Regions from separate parts of the Homo sapiens genome. Here region 1 is linked to region 2. The links are chromatin contacts, found by Hi-C or POLR2A ChIA-PET in ENCODE. All regions are on one chromosome and are shown on one strand. Each heading gives the region's core, a stretch centred on a gene start or an enhancer-like site at or near the end of the contact. The rest is flanking DNA. Distances are from core to core; before and after follow the strand shown. Region 1 holds the start of SMIM14-DT (SMIM14 divergent transcript). Region 2 overlaps RBM47 (RNA binding motif protein 47).

Evidence for each region. Hi-C counts contacts between places; a loop is a spot of excess contacts on that map. ChIA-PET counts read pairs that join two places held with the same protein, here RNA polymerase II (POLR2A). Pooled maps may share reads with other maps.
Region 1: a pooled map shows a loop between it and region 2 (3-fold over the local background). The contact joins the promoter of SMIM14-DT here to the enhancer-like site in region 2. A Hi-C loop is called at or near these places in 1 of 37 single-sample maps with no recorded cell type and 1 of 50 pooled maps. POLR2A ChIA-PET finds 5 or more read pairs at or near these places in 1 of 52 experiments (activated B cell).

Annotation. Positions count from the first base shown.
Region 1 is chr4:39,637,733-39,641,013 of GRCh38, reverse strand. It overlaps SMIM14-DT (SMIM14 divergent transcript), which reads right to left and starts at 1,874. Exons shown (of 6, transcript NR_183845.1): 1 at 1,720-1,874. SMIM14 (small integral membrane protein 14) reads left to right here and starts at 2,149. Exons shown (of 5, transcript NM_174921.3): 1 at 2,149-2,275. RefSeq lists an enhancer at 1,490-2,207.
Region 2 is chr4:40,549,131-40,552,480 of GRCh38, reverse strand. All of the region lies in intron 1 of RBM47 (RNA binding motif protein 47), which reads left to right. Among named protein-coding and RNA genes, the nearest start is that of MIR4802, 49 kb to the right of the region's middle. RefSeq lists a silencer at 1,364-1,453. Within about 2 kb of position 1,405, at least 16 of the 41 ENCODE cell types and tissues checked have a DNase peak (open chromatin) inside an H3K27ac peak, as active enhancers do.

The DNA.
Region 1 (3,281 bases), core at 625-3,124, 910 kb after region 2:
CCCTATCTCAAAAAAAAAAAAAAAAAGGCCAGGCGCGGTGGCTCACGCCTGTAATCCCAGCACTTTGGGAGGCCGAGACGGGCGGATCACGAGGTCAGGAGCTTGAGACCATCCTGGCTAACATGGTGAAACCCCGTCTCTACTAAAAATACAAAAAATTAGCCAGGCGTGGTGGCGGCGGGTGCCTGTAGTCCCAGCTACTCGGGAGGCTGAGGTAGGAGAATGGCGTGAACCCAGGAGGCGGAGCTTGCAGTGAGCCGAGATCGAGCCACTGCACTCCAGCCTGGGCAACAGAGCAAGACTCCATCTCAAAAACAAACAAAAACAACAACAACAAAAACAACAACAACAAAACCAAGTACTGAGAATTTTGCAACAACCAGTACAATTCTAGTTTTGTACCATACTGTTCTCTTAAACACAGCTGTGTTCTCAAACACATACGTGCCCATGGGTGCACTCAAGCATAACAGATTTTGTTTGGAGTTGCACAAATTAAAGACCCTTTGGTACAGTGTCAGCTCATTAGGGCACCAGATTCCATCTCAAACTCTGAATTTGAGTAAGCAGAGTTCAAGGTTGCAGATTAAGGGCCAAAATCTTTATTCTTTGTATCTACTTTGCAATTAGTTAACTGGGAAACACTTCAAGTTTTACCAGAAACCTTTAATTTTCTAGAAACCTTTACCTGTGTTCAATATCCACTTTAATTAAAAAGCTCTTGTAAATGATACTTATTTGGGGAAGGTGATTCAGCTTGTCGAGGGGTAATTAACCAAATTGCTGAGGTGGAAGTCTGGGTAAGTGAAAAGGTCATCAAATCTGAGTAAGAAAGCTTGCAGCTTTCACCTCTCCGTCAAGACTGGCAGAGAGGCACTTTCGTAAAATCTTTGTTTGGGATTCACTTTTACTTCGCCACTTGTCCCATTTTAATTAAAGCTTGCCAACTGAAGGACCTAAGAAAACAATATAGTTCTGCATTTTGCCAAATTGGGAAATTTCCAGGGCCCCCAAAATTTAGCGGGGAGACTCAGAGACTAGAATGGGAGAATAGGAAGCACCAACTTGCTCTAAAAGGAAGATTGGGTAAAAGCAGCACTCTTATTCCAGCTCTACAACCAAAGCAACTAAGACTTGGGCTGGCTGGCTGCCTAGCCACAGCATTCCCTCCTACTTCCCCATTATCTCCTGACCAGCAAGTCATCTTTGGTCACATATCTTTAATTATTTAGTTTGAGACAAAGTCTCACTATCACCCAGGCTGGAGTGCAGTGGCGCGATCTCGGCTCACTGCAACCTCCGCCTCCCGGGTTCAAGCGATTCTTCCACCTCAGCCTCCCGAGTAGCTGGGACTACAAGCGGGCACCACCATGCCCGGCTAATTTTTGTGTTTTTAGTGGAGATGGGGTTTCACCATGTCGGCCAGGCTGGTCTCGGACTCCTGACCTCAAGTGATCCGCCCACCTCTGCCTCCTGAAGTGCTGGGATTACAGGCATGAGTCACCAAGCCCGACTACATATTCCTTTTATTAATATTCCTGTTGAACTTAATTTTGGTCGTTTCCGGTGCAAAAATGTTAAGGTAAAGGGAATCAATAACAGCCACATTTGATGTATTTTTGTAATCCCCATCTCCAATTTCCATCCGGGCCTGAGTAACCAAAAACACTTTACAGGGGTAGACTGTCTCAACAGACATCAATTTGTAACCGCGTCTACCTCTACCACGGTATTCTAAAGACTCCGTCGAGGAAAACCTTTAGCTCGGGCAACGGGAGACACATTACAGAACACTGTCCGCCGCCGAAGAAACAGACGATACGCGGGAGAGTTGAACAGACACCCGGCCTCGCCCCGATTGCTTCACAGTCCTCAGCCACGCCCCTCCCAACCGGAACTACATCCCCCGCACTCCGCGCCCCCACGCACAGCGTGTCGTAGGCGTCCGAAGCCGCAGGCTCCCGCCCGGCTTCCCGGGACGCACAGGGCAGGCGCTGGGCATGCGCATGCTCGGCAGGCGGGGCAGCTGGAGTCTCCAGGCGCTGCAATCTGTTGCGCCGCCGCCCGCGGGAGCCGGCAGATCCGGGTCTTGTGGCTAAGAGTGACGTGGTCACTCGAATCAAAACAGAGGAGGGGGAGGAAGCCGGCGGCCAGAAACGGCAGTGGCAGCAGCGTCCGGAGCAGCCGCAGCCTTCTGGAAGCTCCAGGCGGTCTTTCTGCCGAGCCTCGGTCCCGGCCCCCATCCTCCCCGCCCCATCGGTTGTTGTCTGGGCGGGTGAGTGTCTCCCCCTCTCCCACCAGCGTTTGCTGGCTCACCCTCCCCTCGCCCCAGTTTTTCCTGGGGGCTCCTCAGGCTCTCGGGGACTGCGGCGGCTGCGGCAGAACAGGGCTGTTTCTCGGGCTTGGCGTTTCCTCGGCCGGGCTGGCGATTCTGCACCGGGAGAAGCTCCGCTGCTGCCGAGCCCGCGTCCCCCGCGAAGAGCCTGCAATTGGGTATTCTCTGCAGGATGTCAGAGTCGGGGCTTTGCAGGCAAGGGCAAGGTAGCCACGGGTGGTTTTATTTTTAGGATCAGATTGTCGACGGGTGGAGGCGTATCATGGAGTAAAAAGAGAGTCGTAGCTGGAAGGAAAAACTCACAAATCCTGAAATCCACACTATCTTGTTTACCGTCTCCCTCAGCCCTTTCTGGGTACGGTGAAGTCACTAGGATGCGTCCTTTGTTGTGATAAGTGAGACGAGAAAGCTGACACCCTGAAAGCGAGAGCTTTTTAGCTCCTATTGTGTCGCGAATTTAAAGGATCCCCTTTTTCTGTTTGCTCAGTAAGTGGAACCAAGGCTGACAGTAAAGAGGTAGCAGCACCCTTTATTGGAACTAATAGTGTGTGATAAACTGGTTACCGGCTCTACCCGAAGTCCCGTGTTGCTGTTTAAAGGCAGACTTCACCAAAGTGGCTGTTTATATGTGCCAGGATTTTAGCCGAGATGGTTTGCTAGCTGTAGAGAGTCGGTAGGATGTTTTCAGTTGCCCCAGTTGGCAAAACCGAGGCTGTGGCCTTAATAGAATGTGTTACTTTTGCATCGAGAGAGTCGGATGAGCTTCACACACGTAATAGCTACATTTGCAGAAGAGACCTTCCAGTTTGTGTGTGTTATTGTCAGAAACAGCAGCTGTACATATTATAACTTGGAAAGCGTAAGACCTTCCAGGTGTTGGAGTGTTGGGACGCTTAGGAGGCATTCTTGCTGCCCAGCGCTGTGGAGGTTGCAGGAGGCTTTGCAT
Region 2 (3,350 bases), core at 156-2,655:
TTAACACGTCAATAGTTGAAATACAGAGCCCATTTTTATTTATATCCTTTATCTTTTTATTATTTATTTATTTATTTATTTTTGAGACAGAGTCTCACTCTGTCGCCCAGGCTGGAGTACAGTGGCGGGATCTCAGCTCACTGCAACCTCCACCTCCCAGGTTCAAGCAATTCTTCTGCTTCAGCCTCTTGAGTAGCTGGGACTACAGGTGCCCGCCACCATGCCCTGTTAATTTTTTGTATTTTTAGTAGAGACAGGGTTTCACCATGTTAGCCAGGGTGGTCTCCATCTCCTGACCTCGTGATCCACCTGCCTCAGCCTCCCAAAGTGCTGGGATTACAGGTGTGAGCCACCGCACCTAGCCCCTAAATCCTTATCTTTAAAAAAGTCTTAGGGCCTCTATGTTTTTCTTTTAAACAAGGTCTTGTATAAAGATGGATTGCTCTCTAGAAGAGAAAATGTTTCCAGTTTTTGAGTCAATGCCTGTGTCATCTTTTGTCTTCTTTTAGTGTAACTTTTGAAAATTATGCTGTGGCTATGCAGTGACTCATACCTGTAATTCCCAGCGCTTTGGGAGGCCAAGGCAGGTGAATCACTTGAGGTCAAGAGTTCGAGACTAGCCTGGCCAACATAGTGAAACCCTGTCTCTACTAAAAATACAAAAGTTAGCTGGATGTGGTGGCACGCTCCTGTAATCCCAGGTACTTGGGAGGCTGAGGCAGGAGAATCACTTGAACCCGGGAGGCGGAAGCTGCAGTGAGCCGAGATCCCACCACTGCACTCCAACCTGGGCAAGAGAGCGAGACTCTGTCTCAAAAAAAAAAAAAAAAAGAAAAGTACGCTATTTGATTCTCCCTCCCTCCCTCTTCCTTGTGTACTTCCTTCTTCCCTCCTTTCCTTTCTTTTTTAAAAGTGCTTGTTATTTTATTAGAGATCTGGATTCTGCTTGCCAATGTTAATAAAATGCAGGATTGTTTTTATTAGGTACTATTTGTTTACTTTGTTTTGTTGTTTTCTTTCTTTGTACAAAGATATCTTGGGAATATTGAATATATTCACAGATGGTAGAATCGGAGTTTGCAGTTCTGCTTTCTTTGCCCTGACCTTGTTTGAGACGTGCTTGCTTCTGATATGCTGATTCCACGTTGCAAAAGTGAAAGTATGTACTAAAGGGCCTTAAAATTAAGCAGCAAAGTAAACAGAGATTAAATTGTCTTTTGAATTTGTCAGCCTCGAACCATATGTATTTTGTGGCCACCGTATTTTCTTCATTCTTTTGTAACTGTGACCCAAGCCCATAGTGATGTGTGTATACCTCTCATGTAGAAGCAGGTCAGAACATTCACTCTCAGTTACCTTGACAAATATTTGTGGGCAGGCTGGGCTTGCTACCTACACAGCTTCCTAACAGCCCACTTTTGTGCTCAGGAAATATATCAGAACCACAAGAGGGCAGCTTGTTCAGTGAACCTAGGGGTAAAAAAGTGCTGTTTGTTAGTTACAGGATAATGAGAGGGGGAAGATGTCTAAATTTTTCAAAATGTTTCTTGCATAAGGAAGTTTTTTTTTTTTTGCATTCCTTGACAGTTTCATCTATTCAAAGAGAGAATGATTTTGGAAATTAAAAGTTTTAAGACGAGTTTCTTCATGCATATCTATTTTTTCCTTCTCTGGAATATAAATACCCATTTCCCCTTGAATCCCTTTTTCCTCTATCTTCCGTCCCTTCAATCTTTATTAAGGTATAATTTACATATGATAGGGCCAGGCGCGGTGGCTCACACCTGTAATCCCAGCACTTTGGGAAGCTGAGGTGGGCGGATCACTTGAGGTCAGGAGTTTGAGACCAGCCTGGCCCACATGGTGAAACTCCATCTCTACTAAAAACACAAAAATTAGCCGGGCATGGTGCTGGGCACCTGTAGTCCCAGCTACTCTGGAGGCTGAGGCAGGAGAATCACTTGAACCCAGGAGGATGAGGTTGCAGTGAGCTGAGATCATAGCACTACATTCCAGCATGGGCGACAGAGTGAGACTCTGTCTCAAAAAAAAATTACGTATGATAAACTTCCCACATTTTCAGTGGTGACTTTTAACACATGTATCCAGCTGTGAAACCACTACCCCAATCAAGATGTAGGAACTAACATCTCTGGAAAGTTTTCTCATGCCCCTCTGCAGTCAGTCTCCCCTCGAAGGCCCCACATCCCCTTTAATCTTTAATCGTTGAGAACATTTTACCTGACACAAAGCATTTTATAACTTTAAAGTAATGATCATGCACAAAATTTATGGTCTTGTGTAGGAGACCATGTGAGAATTCGGGAGAGATGCAAGGAAATCAAACCCAGCTTCGTTCCAAGACAGCTCTGTTGGGTTTGACCCTTTGTGGCTGTGGTGGTGGTTATCCTCTGGCTAATATTCATGGAGAGGGAGAACTGTCATTAACTGAACAATCATTAATTTCCCATTTGTTCTTTAATATTTATTTCTGCTGTATTTAACATTTATTACTGCGCACGGTGGCTCACACCTGTAATCCCAGCACTTTGGGAGGCCGAGGCGGGTGGATCACAAGGTCAGGAGTTCGAGACCAACATGGTGAAACCCTGTCTCTACTAAAAATACAAAAATTAGCCAGGCGTGGTGGCACACGCCTGTAATACCAGCTGCTTGGGAGGTTGAGGCAGGAGAATTGCTTGAACCCGGGAGGCGGAAGTTGCAGTGAGCTGAGATTGCGCCACTGCACTCTAGCCTGGGCGACAGAGTGAGACTCCGTCTCAAAAAAAAATTAGCTGGGCATGGTGCCACACACCTGTAATCCCAGCTACTTGGGAGGCTGAGGCAGGAGAATTGCTTGAACCCGGGAGGCGTAGGTTGCAGTGAGCCGAGATCATGCCACTGTACTCCAGCCTGGGCCACAGAGCGAGACTTCATCTCAAAAAAAAAAAAAAAACGAACAAACAAAAAAAACATTTATTGCACCTATGTACTCGTATTATTTAACTTAAGGAATCCTCCCTCTAAGGGAAGTGCTATTATTATCCTTACTTACAGACTGAGGAAAATAAGAGGGAGACTGAGGTACTGGCTGGGCGTGGTGGCTCACGCCTGTAATCCCAGCACTTTGGGAGGCAGAGGCAGGTGGATCACTTGAGGTCAGAAGTTTGAGACCAGCCTGGCTAACATGGTGAAACCCTGTCTCTACTAAAAATACAAAAATTAGCTGGGCACGGTGGTGCGTGCCTGTAGTTCCAGCTATTCGGGAGGCTGAGGCAGGAGAATCGCTTGAACCCAGGGGGCGGAGGTTGCAGATTATGCCACTGCACTCTAGTCTGGGCAACAGAGCA